Linked DNA regions of Mus musculus: all the other regions are linked to region 3. Evidence: chromatin loops called from intact Hi-C (ENCODE). Cell type or tissue: left cerebral cortex. All regions are shown on one strand. Each heading gives the region's core, and the rest is flanking DNA. Links, peaks and the distances in the headings are about the cores only.

The links. Peaks named below come from ENCODE experiments on the same cell type or tissue, not always from the same donor. Only the 100,000 strongest peaks of a DNase experiment are listed, where the experiment ranks them.
Region 1: it touches region 3 in a loop (2.3-fold over the local background); 20 of 42 quality-filtered maps call a loop at or near these places.
Region 2: a loop joins it to region 3, with 6 times the contacts of the local background. A loop is called at or near these places in 21 of 42 quality-filtered maps.

Annotation. Positions count from the first base shown.
Region 1 is chr17:34,260,184-34,267,257 of GRCm38, reverse strand. H2-Ab1 (histocompatibility 2, class II antigen A, beta 1) reads right to left here and starts at 4,031. Exons shown (of 6, transcript NM_207105.3): 1 at 3,853-4,031; 2 at 2,225-2,497. The coding sequence starts at 3,946. In left cerebral cortex, for the core only: a CTCF peak has its summit at 3,008; DNase peaks (open chromatin) are centred at 2,365, 4,087 and 5,563; H3K4me3 peaks cover 1,221 bases.
Region 2 is chr17:34,243,765-34,250,838 of GRCm38, reverse strand. It overlaps H2-Ob (histocompatibility 2, O region beta locus), which reads right to left. Exons shown (of 6, transcript NM_010389.3): 5 at 6,923-6,951; 6 at 4,931-6,750. The coding sequence ends at 6,718. Gm20506 (a long non-coding RNA gene) reads right to left here and starts at 3,504. Exons shown (of 5, transcript XR_003952412.1): 1 at 1,232-3,504; 2 at 452-612. In left cerebral cortex, for the core only: a CTCF peak has its summit at 3,593 (motif pointing left); no DNase peak of the experiment used is centred there.
Region 3 is chr17:34,310,729-34,315,728 of GRCm38, reverse strand. It overlaps H2-Eb1 (histocompatibility 2, class II antigen E beta), which reads right to left. Exons shown (of 6, transcript NM_010382.2): 3 at 1,278-1,559; 4 at 576-686; 5 at 150-173. Among named protein-coding and RNA genes, the nearest start is that of H2-Eb1, 7.4 kb to the right of the region's middle. In left cerebral cortex, for the core only: a CTCF peak has its summit at 2,111 (motif pointing right); DNase peaks (open chromatin) are centred at 1,843 and 2,094.

The DNA.
Region 1 (7,074 bases), core at 927-5,926, 49 kb after region 3:
AATGCCTAGGTTCTAACAGTGAATGAAGAATAACTCCACAAATACAAACTTAACTCACTGGGAAAATAACATTGTGGCCCTGTTCCCATACAATGTGAAATGTAGTAAGACAAAAGAAGCCGGGAGGTGGTGGTACACTCAGGAATTAGAGCCAGGAGGATCTCTTATGAGTTCAAGGCCAGCCTGGCCTATAGAGCAAGGTCTAGGACAGCCAGGACTTGACACAAACCTTCTTTGTAAACCCACTGTGTATTTAATTTATGTGTAAATAAAATATTTTTATTTAAACTAAATACAAAAATAAATTGTCTTTATAAAGCAAACAAACAAGACAAAAGAAAAATTGATTCCGATTTCAAGTTAATAATTTGGGGGGGGGGAATTGCAAAAATGACTGCAATGCGACATTCTTCCTTCATCCCTCAGACTGTTGTGCACAGACACAAGTGTTTCTCGACTGACTTTGATATATTGTGCCCACTACCTCAGAAGCCTTCTTGCCAAGTGCTGTTATCCCTTCAAATTGAAAACAGCATACATGCCCCACCCGGGGATCCATCCCATAATCAGCCACCAAACGCAGACACTATTGCATATGCCAGCAAAATTATGCTGAAAGGACCCTGTGAGGCTATGCCAGTGCCTGGCAAATACAGAAATGGATGCTCACAGTCATCTATAGGATAGAACACAGGGCCCCCAATGGAGGAGTTAGAGAAAGTACCCAAGGAGCTGAAGGGGTCTACAACCATATAGGTGGAACAACAATATGAACTAACGAGTACCCCCAGAGCTCGTGTCTCTAGCTGCATATGTAGCAGAAGATGGCCTAGTCAGCCATCATTGGGGAGAGAGGCCCCTTGGTCTTGTAAACTTTATATGCCCCAGTACAGGGGAACGCTAGGGCCAAAAAGTGGGAGTGGGTGGGTAGGGGAGCAGGGCGGTGCGGGGGAGGAGGGTATAGGGGACTTTTGGGATAGCATTTGAAATGTAAATGAAGAAAATATCTAATAAAATGTTTCGCCGGGCAGTGGTGGTGCACACCTTTAATCCCAGCACTCGGGAGGCAGAGGTAGGTGGATTTCTGAGTTCGAGGCCAGCCTGGTCTACCGAGTGAGTTCCAGGACAGCCAGGGCTATATAGAGAAACCCTGACTCCAAAAAACAAAAAACAAAACAAACAAAAAAAAAACAAACAAAAAACAAAGAAAAGAAAGAAAGAAAGAAAGAAAGAAAGAAAGAAAGAAAGAAAGAAAGAAGGAAAGAAAGAAAGAAAGAGAGAGAGAGAGAAAGAGAGAGGGAGGGAGGGAGGGAGGGAGGGAGGGAGGAAGGAAGGAAGGAAGGAAGGAAGGAAGGAAGGAAGGAAGGAAGGAAGGAAGGAAGGAAACAGCATACATACTTAACTTGTTTAATGTTCGTTTTCTACTCTCTACAACTGTTTTGGTTGGTTTTTTGGTTTGGGGGGTTTTTTCCTCCACAGTCAAGATCATTAATTCCTGGTGGCCGGTCACTGTTCCCTTGCTGTGAGGAATCAGTTGCGACCGTTGAATAACAAGGCCACCCAGAAAGTAAAAAGGGAAAACTTAAGCAACCTTTGGAGTTAAGCATTAGTCCTAATGTAGGAGATTAGATCTGAATATGATGCCTAACCGACCACTTTAATTGGCATCACGGGTGAGAGGCTCTGGGGGTATCAGGGAGTGTGCTGGAAACGGAAATGAGTTCCTCAGATTTTGTATCAGAATCTTTTAGTGTGGCCCCAAGTCAACACAGTCTCCCTCAGAGAACGAGGGAAATGACAGTGATGCCTTCGGGTCAGCGCCAGGCAGCAAACAGCCCTCACAAGACAACCGTGGCCCTCAAGGAACACACGGAAATCAGGAAAACAGAATGGCGGGGAGAAACCACAGGACGCCAGAGCTACCGCGCTAAACCGCTTCTGACAGGACCCTGGCCGCTCACCCGGGCGCCCTCTCCCCTGCTTAGCCTCCCTGAGCTGGCGCTGACAGGGGCCTGAGGTCACAGCAGAGCCAGGGGTCAGAGGGCAGCTGGGCCTCATGAGGCAAAGGGCAGAGGGCAGAGGTGAGACAGGAGGGAGACTCCAAGGAGGCGCTAGGTGGTGCAGGGCAGACGGGAGGAAGGAGGCCATGCAGCTCCTCAGGCGGGAACTCTGCTCCGCGTCCCCTCACGGCCCGCCGCGCTCCCGCGGGACCCGCCGCGCTCACCAAGCCGCCGCAGGGAGGTGTGGGTCTCCGGCCCCTCGTAGTTGTGTCTGCACACCGTGTCCAGCTCGGCCCGCGTTCGCTCCAGGATCTCCGGCTGGCTGTTCCAGTACTCGGCGTCTGGCCGCCCCAGCTCGGTCACCGCGCGGTGCTCGCCCACGTCGCTGTCGTAGCGCACGTACTCCTCCCGGTTGTAGATGTATCTGGTCACATATCGTATGCGCTGCGTCCCGTTGGTGAAGTAGCACTCGCCCATGAACTGGTACACGAAATGCCCTGCGGACGGACGCGGTCAGCCCGGGGGACAGCGGGGACCACGCAGACCACGGCTCCCCGCGGCCCCACCCCGCGCCGGCGCTTCCCGCGTGGGGCGACCGCTCTCTGGGGACCGTCGGGCCTCGGGGCCTCGGGCCGGGCAGTCTCTTCGCCGCCCCCGCCCGTGAGGACCCCGCTTCGGCGGAGCACCGGGCGACGGTTCGACCCGGGGTAAGGAAGAGGAAGGGAGGGATGGGGCGACCGGGCTCGTCCTCACAAGAATACGCCTCAGGAAACGCAAACGGTACTTGGTACATTTGAAAAAAAAAATAATAATAAAACTAAGGGACACCAAAAGTTGGGTGGTAGAGGGGGGGGGATGGGCCTGGGTAGAGTTGGAAGAGGGAGTAAATATGACCAAAACTGTACGAAATTCTCAGCGAACTAATAAAACTAGGATACAAAAAATAAATAAAATATTTGCCAGTTTCTGCTACCCCACCCCCACCCTGTGGGACTCTCTCCTGTGTGCAAAAGGCCCTGACCCCCTAGGGGGCACTCGTTCTCAGGAGAGCCCCGACTACAAAACCAACAAATGGGAATCCAGGCAACCTCTGAGAACTGCCTGCTTGCACGGTCACTCCAGGCATCTTAAGGGTAACTGCGAGACTGAAGACACCTCTATGGCTTAGGGGACTGGGGCTTTATTTACTCTCTGGTCTCCGAACGAACTAGGACACCTCCGCTCACCCCAGGGTATGTATCACATATGTCCCTTCTGGGCCTAGTGTTTTCTTGGAAATTCAATTTACTAACTCAGTGTTTGAGTTCTGGATTCCATTTGACCAAAAAAATTAGGTTTCTTGGTCACTGGCTTCTCTCTGAGTTAGACGCCTAGAGTTCGCTCTCTTAAACCTCCACTCCACATGAGGAGTTGTCCGCAAACATCGGGACCACAGACCATCGCTGATCTGTTTCCCCACTTCAGAATCTGGCATTTCCTCCAGACAATGTACGGGGTGGGGGTGGGGGGCACTGGTATTGTAAGCCCTGTACGGGGGAGTGGGTGGGGGCACTGGTATTGTAAGCCCTGCTGTCTCCCCATGCACAACCCTTATCTTTGGTGGTCGATTTAAATTCTGCCGCCTCCTCCTCCTCCTCCGTTTATATGTCAGGCTCGCACCGGCGGCGGCACCATCCTAACTCAATATTAGAACACAGAAGTGAGAATGGAGTCTCACTCTCTCTTCAGAGAAAGGAAATCTATAGTAAAATCAGGATTTTGCCACCCCCTCCCACATCCCAGAGTCCCCAGGGTCCCTCAGAACACGACCCCCAGAGTGCTGGCTCTGGAGAGCCCTGCCCCCGGCACTTACTTTCGGAGTCTCCGCCCTCAGTCCCTGGGCTGCTCAGCACCATCAGCACCACCACAGCAGCCGAGAGGAGGAGGCTGGGGATCTGCAGAGCCATCTCTAAGGCACAGGTAATGGCAGTCACCAGGACTCACACCTGCTGTGCCCCCTTCAGAAAGCAAAGTTCTGTAGCCTGGAGTGATCTGAAATCCCAGAGTGTCAGGGTTGGTCCCAAGTGAGGAACCAATCAGCATTGGAGCTGAAGTCTGTCATCTGTCTCTGGGTAGACTTTGTTTACAAAGGCTCTCTATGCGCGGCATGGTCTGTTTCTTCATGAGCCCCACTGGATGAACGTTTGAGGTGACTGCTCCTCTCAGTTACAGAGTAAACTTTTCTAAACTGCAGACTGCCTGTGTTTGGGGGTTTAAAGAGAAAAGTGCGTGAAGTATAGACAACTTTGGGATAATTATTTCAAATCTACTGTTCTTACACTTGAGGTTGTAGTGGGAGAAATGAGTGTGACATGTATTAAGAGACAGAGAAATCATGTTTTGTTACATCTGACCCTCTGGGGTGCCTCAGGTGAGAAAGCAGAGTTCTTGGGGAGTCGCTGAGCCTCTTTCCAATCCTGGAATTCTCTTTGTAAAATGCAAGCCATGTTCCCTGAACTGTATTCTAGGTTTTGATAAGCTCACATGGAAGAGCAGTGTGATGTGGTTAATAATGGAAAGCATTGAGCTGTCCTGTGTACATGTTGGAAATGTCAGGTTAATGTGTGTCTCAGCCCTGCTGGCTCATGCACCTTCCCCATGCAGGAGTCTTCTACATTCACGATATTCCAATGAAAATACAGAAGTTGATCAGCCCAACGTTGCTCTTGTGGATTCTTCTGCTGTTTAAATCCTCCATAACCATGATGTCAGCTAAGGAAAACTCCACAACCTTTTAGGGCTTCCAGATCCAGCTGCCTGGAATTTCAAGGACAAAAGGCTAATGGTGTAAAATAGCAGTTTCAGGAAGGGACAGCCATAGGTTTGTCACACTGTGCCAGGCTGAATAACAGAGTCATCAACTTGTGCTTCAAATACATCTCTCCTCAGGTATACACTACTAAGTCTAATTGTCCATCAGCTGGAATGGTACCTGACAAATACCAAATGACTAAACAATAAGTCTCTTTCCCTGAAACTACAACACTATCTCTATTATTTTAGATCCTAGTTAAACAGGGGTCAGGACCTGAAAACAGAGTTGATGAAGGAAAAGGGAAAGACGTAGAGTTGGGTAACAAGACCATCCCGTGGGGGCTCCAGCAGCGCAGGTGAACTGCAGCATTCCAGGGTCCACACTGGCACCCTGATGTAGAGAACCAGAGAGGGACCGCACTGGGCTCTCACCATCAGCTCTGCTCAGGACAGACACAGATCTCCTAAGCCTAGGCAGGGAGCATGCAGGAGAAACATCAACTCAGATGTGGAAAGGGTTAGCAGACAAACATGGCCATTCAGGGACCATGGCAGTGGATGCTCTCAGGGTCCTCAGCCCCCACGTCAGACCTCCACACAATAATCTGCAGCCTCTGCCTCTTCTACACCTTCCCTAAGATGAAACCTAATAGGCTGTGTCCTCGGCTGGGAAGAGAAGAAGCCTGTGCAACACAGGGGATTTCCAGCTCTCCTAGGCCTCTTCACACAGGCTTTTCACCTAGCAACAGAAGCATCATCAGGAATCCTTTTTCTGATTGGCTGATATCACATTAGAAAACCAGTGCCTTGGGCTTCTGCCAGCTCCTTCTGCCCAGCCCAGCCTTCACTGAATCCTCAGCAGGGTTCATGTCCATACTGTATCACACGAGACAGTCACCCACTTCTTCCCTGGCTTGAAAGAAAGGGAACCCCAAAACCTCAGTCGCTGGTGCCTTCCATGACTCACGGTGGTCCTGTGTGGAGACAGGACACTTAGACTGTGGGCAGTGTAGACCCGTCTGGCTGCAGAATACAAACTACTACTCATACTGGCCAAAGTTTACAGGGGACATCTTCAGTTCGTAAGTGTAGGAGAAAAGAACTGTGGACCCCTTCCAGGGAACTCAAGAAGAAACTCTCTCCTCAGCCAGCATCCCTTGAAATCAGTGCTTCAGTGGGGCCAACTGTGAAACTAATAATCAAATTGCCACGACAAAGGTCACCCAGGACACTATTGTGTCCACTCGAGGTATCAAGGCCCCACAGCTCCTCCCAACACTATTAATATAACGCTAAGAATGATGTTGAGTTTTCCTTTAATTAAAAAAAATATATCAAGCAACTATCCCCAAGTTTTCCTTAGTCGGTTTGAAGTTATTTATACACTTCCACTATTCAACTCCTGAGTGATGAGTTATATTAACTTTCATTGTAAATATAAAATGTGTGTTTTTATTCTGCAAGTTTTTCTCTTTAAGTAACATCTTAGAAAAGTCAAAGAGTCACACAGGCAGTGAGCGAGCACAGACAAGCCCTCTGCACCTCAGAAGATTCAACTTCACTTACAAAAGAAATGCGCACACACCACAGGCAGTGGCTTGAAGCAGATGTAATTTGTAAACATCTCTGCGATCTGTGGTAACCTGAACATACATCACTTTTGCATTACAGCCTCTATCTGGAATGGCTACTGAATCCACATACTAAAGGCTTGGCTGCTGTCCAGGCCATTACGGAGAGAAGGCAGAAGCTTTAGTGGGTAGAGCCTAGAAGGAAATCAGCCGTTGGGTGTGTTGGGGGTGTAGAGGCTCTGGTCCCTTCCTGGCTTCCAGGCTGCTATAAGATCAACAGTTTTTCCCTCTGAGTCCCACAGTGATGATCTGTCTCACTGCAACCCAAAGGAAATGGAGCCAAGGGACTATGGACAGAACTGGGAGTCAAAGCAAACTTCGCACCGTATAGACTGGTTCTGATAACCCCACAGTGCTCCTGGAAGGGGCTTCATCACGCTGAAGATGTAAACAGACCTGGACTCTCACAGAAGGGTAGGTAAATGACCAGGTTGCAACTTACAAAAATAATAATAATTTCCAGGTGTGGTGGATTGCCCCTGTGATCTAGAACTTAGAAAGTTGAAACAGAAGGATTAACATGAGTTTGAAGTTATCCTGATTTAACAGCACATGTCAGGCCATGAACAACTACATAGAAAAACACGGTGTAAATTTTAAAAATGAGGAAAAAATACTAACTGTCCAATATGGCACCGTGTATGCTAACT
Region 2 (7,074 bases), core at 919-5,918, 66 kb after region 3:
GAAACAGTATTTCTAAAGAAAGCAAACTTTCTAACTGTAACTGAGGAAAGGAAACAACAGGAGCTATCAACTCGTCATCTCCCAGGGAGAGGAAGAAAACAGATGAAGCTGACATCTGCAGACAGGCAAGCTTCCTCACATGAAGAAAGACAGCTCAGAAGCAGACCTGAGATTCCCCAGAGCAGAACCAAGCCCACCCAGGAGTAGAAGAAGGAGACCTGGCTGAACTGTGCCATGTGGAGGGAGGGCTGGACTCTGCCTGTCAGGCTTGTGACCTTGAAAGGGTGGTGTGTCCCAGGTTCTTGAAACCCAGTGGAGGGATATTTTGTTCCACAGTCATTGTCCTAACTGTTTGGTGACGGTTTGCAATGCCCTTTAGTGTGGAAATACACTTTGTTACATCAACCATTTGCAACTTAGTTTTCACTTACAATTCTGTCATTTTCTTTACCTCTGACTTCAGTTAGCCCTCATTGTGCATCTTCTTGTTTCCTCTCCATTTAATTGCTGGGTTCCTATGTCTTTCTTAATTTGGATTTTCCTTCATGTGGTAAATGCATGATTCACTCGGTCCTCACAGCTGTTGCCCTGGCTCTTGTCCTGGTCCTTAGTCTGGAGACAATATTTGCTAGTTAATATCAGTTTTGAGGACCACATCTGCAGCTTTGTGTTAGTTTGTTTCTATTTTCTGCTCCTACCCAGGGCAGGTGAGCGCATCAGGATGAGAACCTTGAAGACTGTCTGGATTTCTAAGCTCAAAGTCGCCCTCTAGTGTTAACACAGCACAGCGCTGTTTCATTAACAATGTGGTTATGAAGTTGATGTCTGATTTTATGACTCCTGTTTCTGGAAATAATAAATTTTCCCCACTTCCTTTTTCTCATTAAAACCATGATATTTGGAGTTTCCACCATTGAAGCAATTGCTTCACTCCCTACATTAATGCTTCCCTAAGACCTTCCCCTCCAATTCCCTCATCAGACCCCTCAGCAACAGTGGAATACAGTGCACCTGTGTGGAAGGCCACAGACTACTTCCATAATGACTTCACTCAGAACAGAATGTATATATGTGTGTGTGTGTACGTGTATGTGTATATGTGTATGTGTGTGTGTGTGTGTGTGTGTGTGTGTGTGTGTGTGTGTATGTGTATATGAGGGGAGGACAGCTCTGGCTGTCCTGGGATTCACCACGTAGACTAAGCTGTTCTCAGACTCACAGATCCATTTACCTGCCTTTGCCTCCCAGATTCTGGGATTAAAACTGTGCAGAGCACAACAGGCTGGAAGGTTATTTTTGCAAAGGTGATTTTCTTTGCCCATTGGTCTCAGGACCCCCCAGTCTCTTCTCCAGTCAGATTCTATCACAGATCCGTGTGGCTTTGCTGGGGTTGAGTATCTCTCATCTTGGGGATATGTTGTTAAACATCAGCATATTCTGCCACCTCCACTGTCCTCAGAACATAAGCCCTGAGAGTGCAGAGGAACTGATAACAAGGTTAGGTGAACAACAAGTCAAAATCATCAAAATCTGGTTAAAATAGTCCTTAATGAGAAATTAGTTCCTATAAATGTATATATTGTTACAGGAGAGGTATTTAGAATAGTAATGCATCCTTTTGCTATGAGATCATTAAAAAATTAAGTGAATTAAACTTAAGGAAGACACAAGAAGATAAAAAGAAGTATTAAAAATTAGAGCAGATATCATTTTAAAGGAAAACTGACAAATAGAAAAATAAGAGTTTAAACTAGAGGTGGTTCTTTGAAGAGAATAATAAACATTATAAACCCCTATGACATAAGAAGGAAGCAAATGCTACCAGTGAGAAAGAGGAAGGCGGTCAGCCATCGCAGTCACTCAGACACCAGGTGGCTAAGATGGGTTACAACACTTTGATGCCAACAACTAAACAGGAAATGGAGACAGAAATGAAGCCCTGGACAGCTGTGGTCAAATAAGGCCATAGACTATTCTCAAAGCCACATGAGACTATACAAAAAATAGCATGCTTCTGTGACACAGGAGATTTCCTTCTTAGACAGCAGGATCTCTATGAGTTCCAGGACAGCCAGGGCTACGTGTTTCAGAAAGAGAGAAAGACAGAAACAGAGACAGAGCCAGAGAGACGGAGACAGAGAGAGGGAGGTGCAGGAATATTGAGATATGGCTACAGTAGCTCAGTTCAGATCATTTCCTTGTGATTTTCAAATTAATTGAGAGAAGAACGGGATGGTCCAGGCTACATATTTGCTTGTCTGTGGTTGTAGATTGACCTTTCCAGAAGCATCTTGCAGATTGACTGACTGGTGAGTACTTCATGGTTGTGGTCATTTCTATGCCAAAGATCATCTTCACCATCTTTAGTCTCCTATACATGACAGAAGATAAGCATAAAAAATAAATTGTATTTCTGTATACCAACAATGAACACACAGTGCCTTTCTGGCTATGGTGACCTTCCTGCAAGAATATGCCCCTTGCAACAGATCTCCTTGTAGCTTTCCAGAGGGGAGGAAAGATGAGACACTATCCTCTGTCTGCCCACAGACAATAGCAAGCTTACAGTGTAGCAGGAACGGCAGGGTGGCCTCTATGTAAACACTGGAGGCCGTGCCACTGCAAAAGCATCTCCTGCAGGAGGACCTAATTGAGGACTGCTGAGAGAGCAAGGATTGCTGGTGTAAACAATGCCAGCCAATCAGGAACTGCTGTTTAGAATAGATACTTTCCTGGAAACAATGGGGGCGAGAGTGGAGGGTATTAACAGAGCTTACAGCATTGCTCAGAGGAGCTTGCTGCAGAATTTCTCACCTGCTCCCAGAGTCTGTGTCATTGACTCTGTGCCAGCTCACCCCCGACCCACAAGAGAAGGTAGGGTCGGGCAGAGAGCTATCCAGGGCACAGGCAACATTACAGGAGGGTAATCCTCTGAGTGATGGCACAGGACAGTGAGTCCAGCTACTTGGGAGACTGGGGAAGGAAGATCCCAAGTTCAAGGCCAACTGAGGTGCAAAAAGACACTGAGGCCTCGGTAGTCAACTTAGTGAGACCCTACTTCAAATTTTAAACCAAATAAAATGGCCAGGAGGGCTTGGGATGTAGCTCAGGGTTGGAACATGGGCATTCATAAGGTCCTTTGATTCCATTCGGCACTGAGAGGAAAAGTTTAGGAAACTGCTAGGCCATGGTGACACACACCTTCAATCCCCACATTCAGGAGGCAGAGGCCGGTGGATCTCTGCATTTGAAGCCATCCTGGTCTAGAAAGCAGTTCAAGCAGGCTGAATGACAGCCAAGGCTCTAAAGAGAAATCCTGGCTAGAGAAACCCAAACCAGGAGCAGGGAAGAAAAAGAAAAAATGCAGGAAATCATACTGATGTCTTTTAGATACTTTTGTCAATCAGTTCCAGAAATGAAATATTTGGGCATGGGTCTATGAGAGCACAGTAAATAAGTCAAAGGGACTGGAGAGATGGATCAGTGGTTAAGAGCCCTCTCTGCTCTTCCACAGAACTCAGGTTCAATTCCAGAACCCATATGGTGGCTCCCAATGAGCTATAACTCTAGTTCCAGGTCCCTGTCACCCTCTTCTGACCACTACAGGCATTACACAGACACAGTACACAGACATTCATGCAGGCAAAACCCTCACAAACAAAATAAAATGAGTAAATCTAACCGTTAAACAAAACCACAAATGAATGCAGATACATGTTGCTTGTAAGCGAGGCCCGTTAGGACAGTAAAGAAAGGCACTCAGCAAACATCACCATTGCCACTAACAGGGCAGGAACATGGAATGGCTAACACTCTCTTGAAAAAGAATGAAGAGACCGGAATCAATCTGCCAATTTTAAGACATGTCAAAATGAAGATGAGCGACACTGGCCAAGTAATAAGGCCAAAACAAAAAGTTCAGAAGCAGGCCAATGAGTAATGTTTAATATTTTGGTTTTTATCGTGTTTATTGTGCATGTTTACACATGAACACCTGTAGGGGCATATGTATGCTGTGTCGGAGGCCAGAATACTTGTGGGAGACAGGTCTCTCCTTCCACTCTTTGGGTCCCTGGGATCAAATTCAAGTGTCCAGGCTTTACCTACTAAGCCATCCTGCAGCCCCTAAATTCATTTTGATAAAAAATGTAAAAGTAGCCAGGCAGTGGTGGTACACACCTTTAATCCCAGCACTTGGGAGGCAGAGGCAGGCAGATTTCTGAGTTCGAGGCCAGCCTGGCCTACAGAGTGAGTTCCAGGACAGCCAGGGCTACACAAAGAAACCCTGTCTCAAAAAAAAAAAAAAAAAAAAAAGTAAAAGCAATGCGTTATAGAGAGTGTAGAGTTTTCAACAAAAGACACTGAAGGAACTAACCGTCTGTAGAGAAAAGGATCAGACCCGGTGACATATGCTGGTAAACCTAGCACGTGAGAGTCAGAAATGGGAGAATCAGGAGTTCAAGGCCAGATTCAGCTACACGGTGCTACTGAGACCAGCTTGGGCTATATGAGATATATTCTCTCTCTCTCTCTCTCTCTCTCTCTCTCTCTCTCTCTCTCTCTCTCTCTCTCTCTCTCTCTCTCTCTCATACACACACACACACACAAATCTATATGCAAACAGCATACCATTATATATTTAAAAACTAACGTAGAGGTTATAGACTAAATCAGAAAACATAAAAGTCATAAGACTTTCAGAAGAAAAATCTGCAGAAATATCTAAATAGGAAAACCTGTAGGGAACAAAATCAAAACTGAAGCAGGAAAGAGTAGACAGGAAACGTCAAAGTGAGGGTGGGGAGCAGCCGGGTTTCTCTGGTGGGCTTCCTGCCAGCACCCGGGAGGTGCATAAGCACACTATCCTCAGAAAAGGCAATAAAAACAATTGCACATTAAAAATAAGCAACGGAGAGTGGATCAGGCTTTATCTACTTCAAACAGTGGATGTTCTTTATTGACATTGTAGAACAAATGTTGAGACCATTCAAGACAAAATAGTATCCCTTCAGACAATGAAAATACACCAGAAAATCCACTACCAACTAAACTGTAATTTATTGCAAAACAAGCTAAAAGTCAGTTAGAACGCTTCTAAATGTCCAAGATCAAGCATTCCACACTCCCAGCATGGGTAGGTGGGATTTGTGAAGTGTCAACCTTAGCTGAGGAGGAGTTGACGGCTGAGGCAGAGGGAAACTCCATGTTCTTCAAGAATGTGCTCCTAAGGGCAGATGGACCTGCCCCCATGTAATCCTAGCAGAACTACATTGACTTAGTGAATTAAAGCAAAAACGCATATGAAGTTGGGAGGTAAATGTGATCAGGAGAAAGGAAAAATTAGAAGGGAGTGAATGGGGGTGGATTTGATCAAAACACATAATACTCATGTATAAAATTCTCAAACAATAAAAGGTTAATAAGAAATATCTTCTACAAAGACAAAATGATGCTGTATTGAATGAAGCATGCTCAGTTTTACTCACAACTCAAGCAATTTTTACAACAGCCTTCCCATCTACATACAGCAGAAACACTCCCAACTGTCAACTTATTAAAAAGATGTTACTCAGGTGTCAAGACTTTGTAAACCAGTGAATGCATTGCTCCACTAAGGTCACTATTAAGTGAAATTAGTGCTTTGTTTCAGAATCCTGCAGCACTGGACACAACGGTAGCACCCTGCAGGCTAGACTCACTTTAAGATGCCAACAGTTTTACCACCATTAGCTTTGAACTTCTACTGCAGCTAACATTGAGCAGAGCCAACAATATGCTATAAATAAAGAATCCTAGAAATAGACTGTCACAATGTAGCCATCCCCAGTAAATTAGCAGATGGGCCAATTAGCATCGATGCTTGTTGTAACATCATGAAAGGAAAAACAAGGAGATACACTGTAACTCCAGAAAAGGTCATGGCCTCCTCCAGACTCCAAAACAATCAGACTAGAGTCTCACCCCAAGTCTGCATCAGATGCTAACTCATAGAAAACACAAAGGGTAAAAGAGTGTGTCAGATGGCAGCCAGTGTGTCAGATGGCACCACGTGTATCAGATGGCACCATGTATGTAGGCAACAACATCTCAGCGTGGGAACCCTTCACCTTGGAGGCTGAGCCTTCTCAACAGCTTTAATCCTATCAGAAAGAAAAGATGACGTAAAACATCTGAAAGTCTGGGAGACAAGAAAGACCATGGATTCTTGTATACATAAGTGTATGCTTGGCTGTATCTAATCACCCCACGTGGATAGTGTGTGCTGTGGGTGTTTATTGGCTGAGGCACATAAGGAATTCCACAGAGACCACCACTGTTTGTGTTTTGACCTGAGCAAGTGATGACACGGGTTTTGCCTTGAACAAGTCATTGATTTATACTTCACTGCGGTTGCCTGTGACTGCTTTATTTTTACAATAAGGATTTTTAAGGTGACTGTATGGAAGACTAGAAGCTGTGGTTGGAAGATAGAAATCTTGGGGCTCCACAGTCACAGGGTTAGGATTGGGCCAAAGCAACTTGGGTGTGGAATGAGTTAGGTCCTAAGGAAGTTTCTGGACCATGTCCTGGAAACGAGGGACTACTGAGGTACAGGACAAAGGGAAGGTCCATGACCACATCTCACAGACTGAAGAGCCAGCATCCTTTGCCAACCCGAATCCTCAGCCCTGTCACACTTCTTCAGGCTCTGGGGGAGAGGCTTCCATTAGGATCTTACTAGGGTTGAGAATGGAGACTCTCTCTTGAGGCCTGCAAGAAGAGTGGGAGGGTGTCAGGAGGCCTCACACCCTCCAATTCCAGACACTCAGGAGACAATCACGCAGCCAGAGTCACCTCTGCCTCTCCTACTCCATGATGCATGCTCTGACTGAAGAACAAGGCCATGATCTGCCAGCCAAAGACAAGGAACCAGAGTGCTTACCTCATTGCCAGGCTGAGTCTCCACAGATGCTGGAAAGAGAGAAAACGGGATCCCCAGTCAAGATCAAATGTGGTTTTCCTGGGGAGGGTGGGGGGTTATGGCCCTCAGTGTCAGCACTTGTCTTTGCATACCCCTGGACTCCCCCTGGCTTT
Region 3 (5,000 bases), core at 1-5,000:
CAGTAAGTGCAGGGAGCAAGGCTCAGTGCTAACTGCCTGGCCAACCCTGGGATCTCAGTCTTCCCCATTTTGTGCCCTGAGTCCATCACCCCAGCCCCCATACTGTAGGGAAAGCAGATCTGTCTCTGAGAGAAGACAATGGGTGTTACCTGTTGGCTGAAGTCCAGACTGTCCTAGAAAAGAGAGAATAAAATAGATGCTTACATGCATGAAGGCAGATCTGTCCCCAGACACATGTCCCCAGACTCTGAGCTGCCACCTGAGATTCCTCTGGTAATACTGCCCAGAGCACACAGAACCAAGAGGAGCATGGACAGAGGGAGGGGCTTAGGGAGCTTCAGTCACCGGCAGTGACCATGGCTCCCCCCAGTCTTCCTCTGTCCTCAGGTCTCAAGCCAGAATCAACTTAACTCTCCCATGTGTTATCCCTTCTCAGGGTCAAATCAAGTAAACACAGACTATTGCATTCAGAATCCAATGAAACCTGAGGTCACAGGGCCAATGGCATCCTGAGAACAAAGCCATGGCTTTTCCCTGAAATGCTATGGAGTTGGGGCTCCCACCAGGCTCCTTACCTTTCTGGTTCCTGAAGTAGATGAACAGCCCCGCTCCCAGGAAGAGCAGGCCCAGCACGAAGCCCCCAACTCCACTCAACATCTTGTTCTGTGCAGATGTGGATTGTGCTTCTGAGAAAGGAAGCCAAAGGTTTGGAGGGTTTTAGCCCAAATCCCATTTCCACTCCGGACCCCCTGAGACTTGGAGCTTTGAGCCCAAGGAAGAAGCGTGTTCTAGAAGATCTGGCAGTCAACATTCCTGGTCATGTTGAGAAACCAACAAAACAGGAAAAGGCTCACACCATGAAGAGCCTTAAACATGACCACCCTGAGCCGAGCTGACAGGAAGCTGCTGAGCTCTGAGGGGTAGCAAAGGCAGAGCTATGACTATATGTCCCTGAGGTCAGCCATGACCCTGCACTGCTCCTTGTCCATCAGCAGCAGCAGCAGGAGGAACACAACCCAGCTAGCGGCAGAGGCTGCAAGAAGATTCCAGGACCTGTTATGTCACTGGCAGGCTCAGATGAGTCTATGGGGGCATAACTGCTTCCCAGGGGGCAACTGTGCTTGTAGAAGCTTCACGCACCTACCCTGTAAGCCATGGTGAAAGGCAGGACAGCACAAAGCCAGTGGAAAGAGTGTGTGGGTGGAGAAAGCTGACAGGCAGGGATAAACCACACCCACCCGGGCGGGCATTCACAGAGTCTGGAAGTTACCACTCACTCCACTCGACCGTGACAGGGTCGGTCAGGCTGGGATGCTCCACCTGGCAGGTGTAAACCTCTCCACTCTGAGGAACCGTCTCCAGCATCACCAGTGTCTGGAAGGTCCAGTCTCCATTTCGGACCAGGCCCGTGGACACAATTCCTGTTTTCTCCTCCTTGCCATTCCGGAACCATCTGACTTCAATGTTGCCAGGGTAGAAGTCACTCACAGAGCAGACCAGGAGGTTGTGGTGTTCCAGGGGCTGTGTCTTTGTGGGGTACACAGTCACCGTAGGCTCAACTAGAGAAAGATAGGTGAGAAGGAGCCATGAGGGTGGAGCTGTCCTCCTTGTAGGCTGCCTGCATGCCTGCCTGCCTGCCTGCCTGCCTACCTCCATCTATCCATCCAGACTGGATCCAGGCAGGCTAAGGTTCTACAGTCGCCCAGGACTCAGGTTCTGTTTTCACAATTTACTGTCAGCTCCACTCTCAGGAGGAATCACCAGCTGGAGGTGAAGCTCCAGGCGGAGAGAAACAGGCTCTCCTCTCAGCTGTGATACTTTAACCAACAGCTAAGCGACACCCACATACCCTGTGTGTATAGCACATGGGTTCTGTTTCTTCTTGTCTGTAGATGGTGAAAGTTCTTTGGGTGAGGCAGGAAGACTTACTGAGTGTTACTCCTTTCTCATCTGTTTTGGCAAAACTCTAAATCAACTTTGCCATATCTGACATCATTACTTCTTCATGTCGGCTAAACAGGGATTCACAGTCACATCAGCAGGGGCCAGACTGTGAGCTGCAGGGATTGTGGGCTGAGCTGCAGTCTGCACCCTGACCATGCAGAGCAGTGGACAAACAGCAGATGGCAGTGCTGAGCGAGGATCCTCTCCCAGCTGAAGAAGCCAGGCCATTTTCATTTTGTGTGTGCTTTTTTTCTAGGCAACAAGTCATAACAGCCATTCACATGACCCATTATTGTAAATAAGGGATGGGGAATCCCATTAAAATTAGTTTATAGAAGCCTTCATTTTCTTTGGTTATTTCCGGTTGATCTCTTTACAATCTTCTGAAGCTGAGTGAAGAAGCTGTCGTACCATCTTGAGCTGTGCAGATGGGGTTGTGGTCCCACACCTTGAGTCATGCAATCAGGGTTGGGGGTTTCAACATCACAAACTGTCCTGGGTAGTTTTATGTTGATCTGACACAGCTAAAGTCACTTGAGAGGAGGGAACCTCAATTTAGAAAATGCCCCACAAGATTGGGCTGTAGGTAAGCCTTTAGGGCATATTCTTAATTAGTGATTGATGGGGGGGGGAGGGACTCACCCACTGTGGGAGGTGCTGTCCCTTGATGGTTGTCCTGGGCTCTATAAGAGAGCAGGCTGAGCAGGCTCTGAGGAGCAACCCACTCTCCATGGCCTCTGCATCAGCTCCTGTTTCCAAGTTCCTGCCCTGCTGGAGTTTCTGTCCTGACTTCCTTTACTTATGAGAAGCATAAAGAAGTGTAAGCTAAGCAAGCCCAAGATTAACTGCAATTCGGCTGTGGACCTACAACATCTCAACCCTGACTTTCAGACTTAGGAAATCCACTTCGGTCCCAGCCTCTACCTCCTCCAGGGCCCGACACACTTCTCAGGCACTCTGCCAAGAGCCTTGGCCACTCAAGGACCCAAACAAAGGCCTGGTCTTTTCTTCTCATCAGGAAAGAGTTCAAACACCGTTGACTTGAGCCTACCCCACCATGAACCACAGTACTACCCAGGCTAGCAGGCAGAAGGCAGCCCACCCCCGGGTCCCAGAAAGGCTCAAATAATACATACAATGTCTAAATCCTCAATAGCCAGACACCCAAAGGATGTGGCAGCAACATTTATCTAAATTAGGTTGGTCTTGGACATTGCCTCCATTCAAAATGCCAGATTTTTTAAAAACTGCAGACATACAGGCTTCAGTCTGAACTTCCCTAAATCCAGGTTTTGGGGAACTGAGCTCTGGCTTCATCTACAGCAACACCTCTGTCCCAGCTTCAGTGACTGCACACATGTGGATCTAGGCACCACCCAGCCCCTGACACCCTCATGAGACCTCCCTGTCCTTATGCAGTGTTGGCAGCACTGAGTGGCAGGCACAGTGTGGAAACTGCCATTGGCTTCAGTGTGCCTGTCCTAGCCCCTGTGTGGCAGCATGTCTACATCCCGGGAGGACAGCTGCAGAGCACTACAGTGTAAAAGAATAAATTGCTGGGCATATCCACTTCCCCTGCCCATAGCTATCTGCCAACAACAGCACCATATACCGGAGCAAACCTAGACACAGTAGAGACAGGATGTGACCTTGAGGTGCAAGCCAAACATGACTATGCCACCTGCTACCAAGCCTTTTATGTCCTAGGAGGACAGTAAAAAAAACACAAGGAAAGCACAAAGACAAGAGTGCTCGCCATCATTGTTGTGGGGGAAAAATCAAGGCTTTGTAGCCATCTTGGTAAAGGGCAGTCACATGACTGACTGTGTCATCTGTGTTAAGGGAAAGTCATGGCTTCATTGCCATCTGCAGAGAAAGACCTAAGATGCTGTGGCTAAAGAAAATCAGATGGCAGATCTAACCGCCAAACAGTCAGCCCAAGGAGCAATGATCCTGGCAGTCAAGAAGCCTAAAGATTATTATGACATCAGGGAGACCAGCTTTAGATACACCCCTGAGCACTATCAAGTTATGGACATTATTTGACCCACCTGGGGGCCAAGAAATTAAAAGGTGTGGTTAGGTCCTCCTACTACTATGTTATAGGACTCTCTGACTTGGCAGAAAAAATAGTCAAAAGCTGCAAGGCCTGTGCTATGACGAGGTAAAATTTCTAAAAGAAATCTTCCCAAGGTAATTGGGTCCAATAACGGACCTGTCTTTGTTGCCCAGGTAAATCAGGGACTGGCCAAGATATTGGGGATTGATTAGAAGTTACATTGTGCATGCAGGCCCCAAAGCTCAGGACAGGTAGAGAAAATGAATAGAACCATTAAGAGACCCTTACCAAATTGACAGTGGAGACTGGCGCTAATAATTAGATAGCTCACCTACCCTTTGTGCTCTTCAGGGTTAGAAACACCCCTGGACAGTTTAGACTAACCCCCCTATAAATTACTCTACAGGGGGCCCCCTCCACTGGTTAAAAATAGCCTCTGCACATAGTGCTGACATGCTGCTTTCCCAGCCTTTGTTCTCTAGGCTCAAGGCGCTTGAGTGGGTGAGACAGCAAGCAAAGAAGCAGCTCCAGAAGGCCTGCTCCAGAAGACCTAGAAGCACCACATCTCTTCCAAGTTAGAGATTCGTTCTACATTAGACGTCTCCACGCAGAAAACCTTGAGACTTGGGTAGAAAGACCCTTATCTTGTACTCTTGACCACCCTACTTTCTACCTTTATAAGACCCCTTTTGATTTTACTTCTGCTTTTAATTATAGGTCCATGTATATTAAATAGACAACTCACCTTTATTAAAACAAAAATTAGTGCAGTGCGGCTTTTAGCTTTAAGACAACAGTACCATGCCCTAAAGGATCAAGTATGTCAGGAAAAAGATAGTGTCTAGTTCTAAGATTAGAACTACTAACAAGTAGAAGTGGGGAATGAAAAAGTAAAACGCAAAAACAAAATTCTGGGCCTTTAGGCCCAGGCTTGAGAATGTGACCTCTGTGACTTAATGCTCCAAGGAATGCTAATCATAAAACAGATAGCGACATT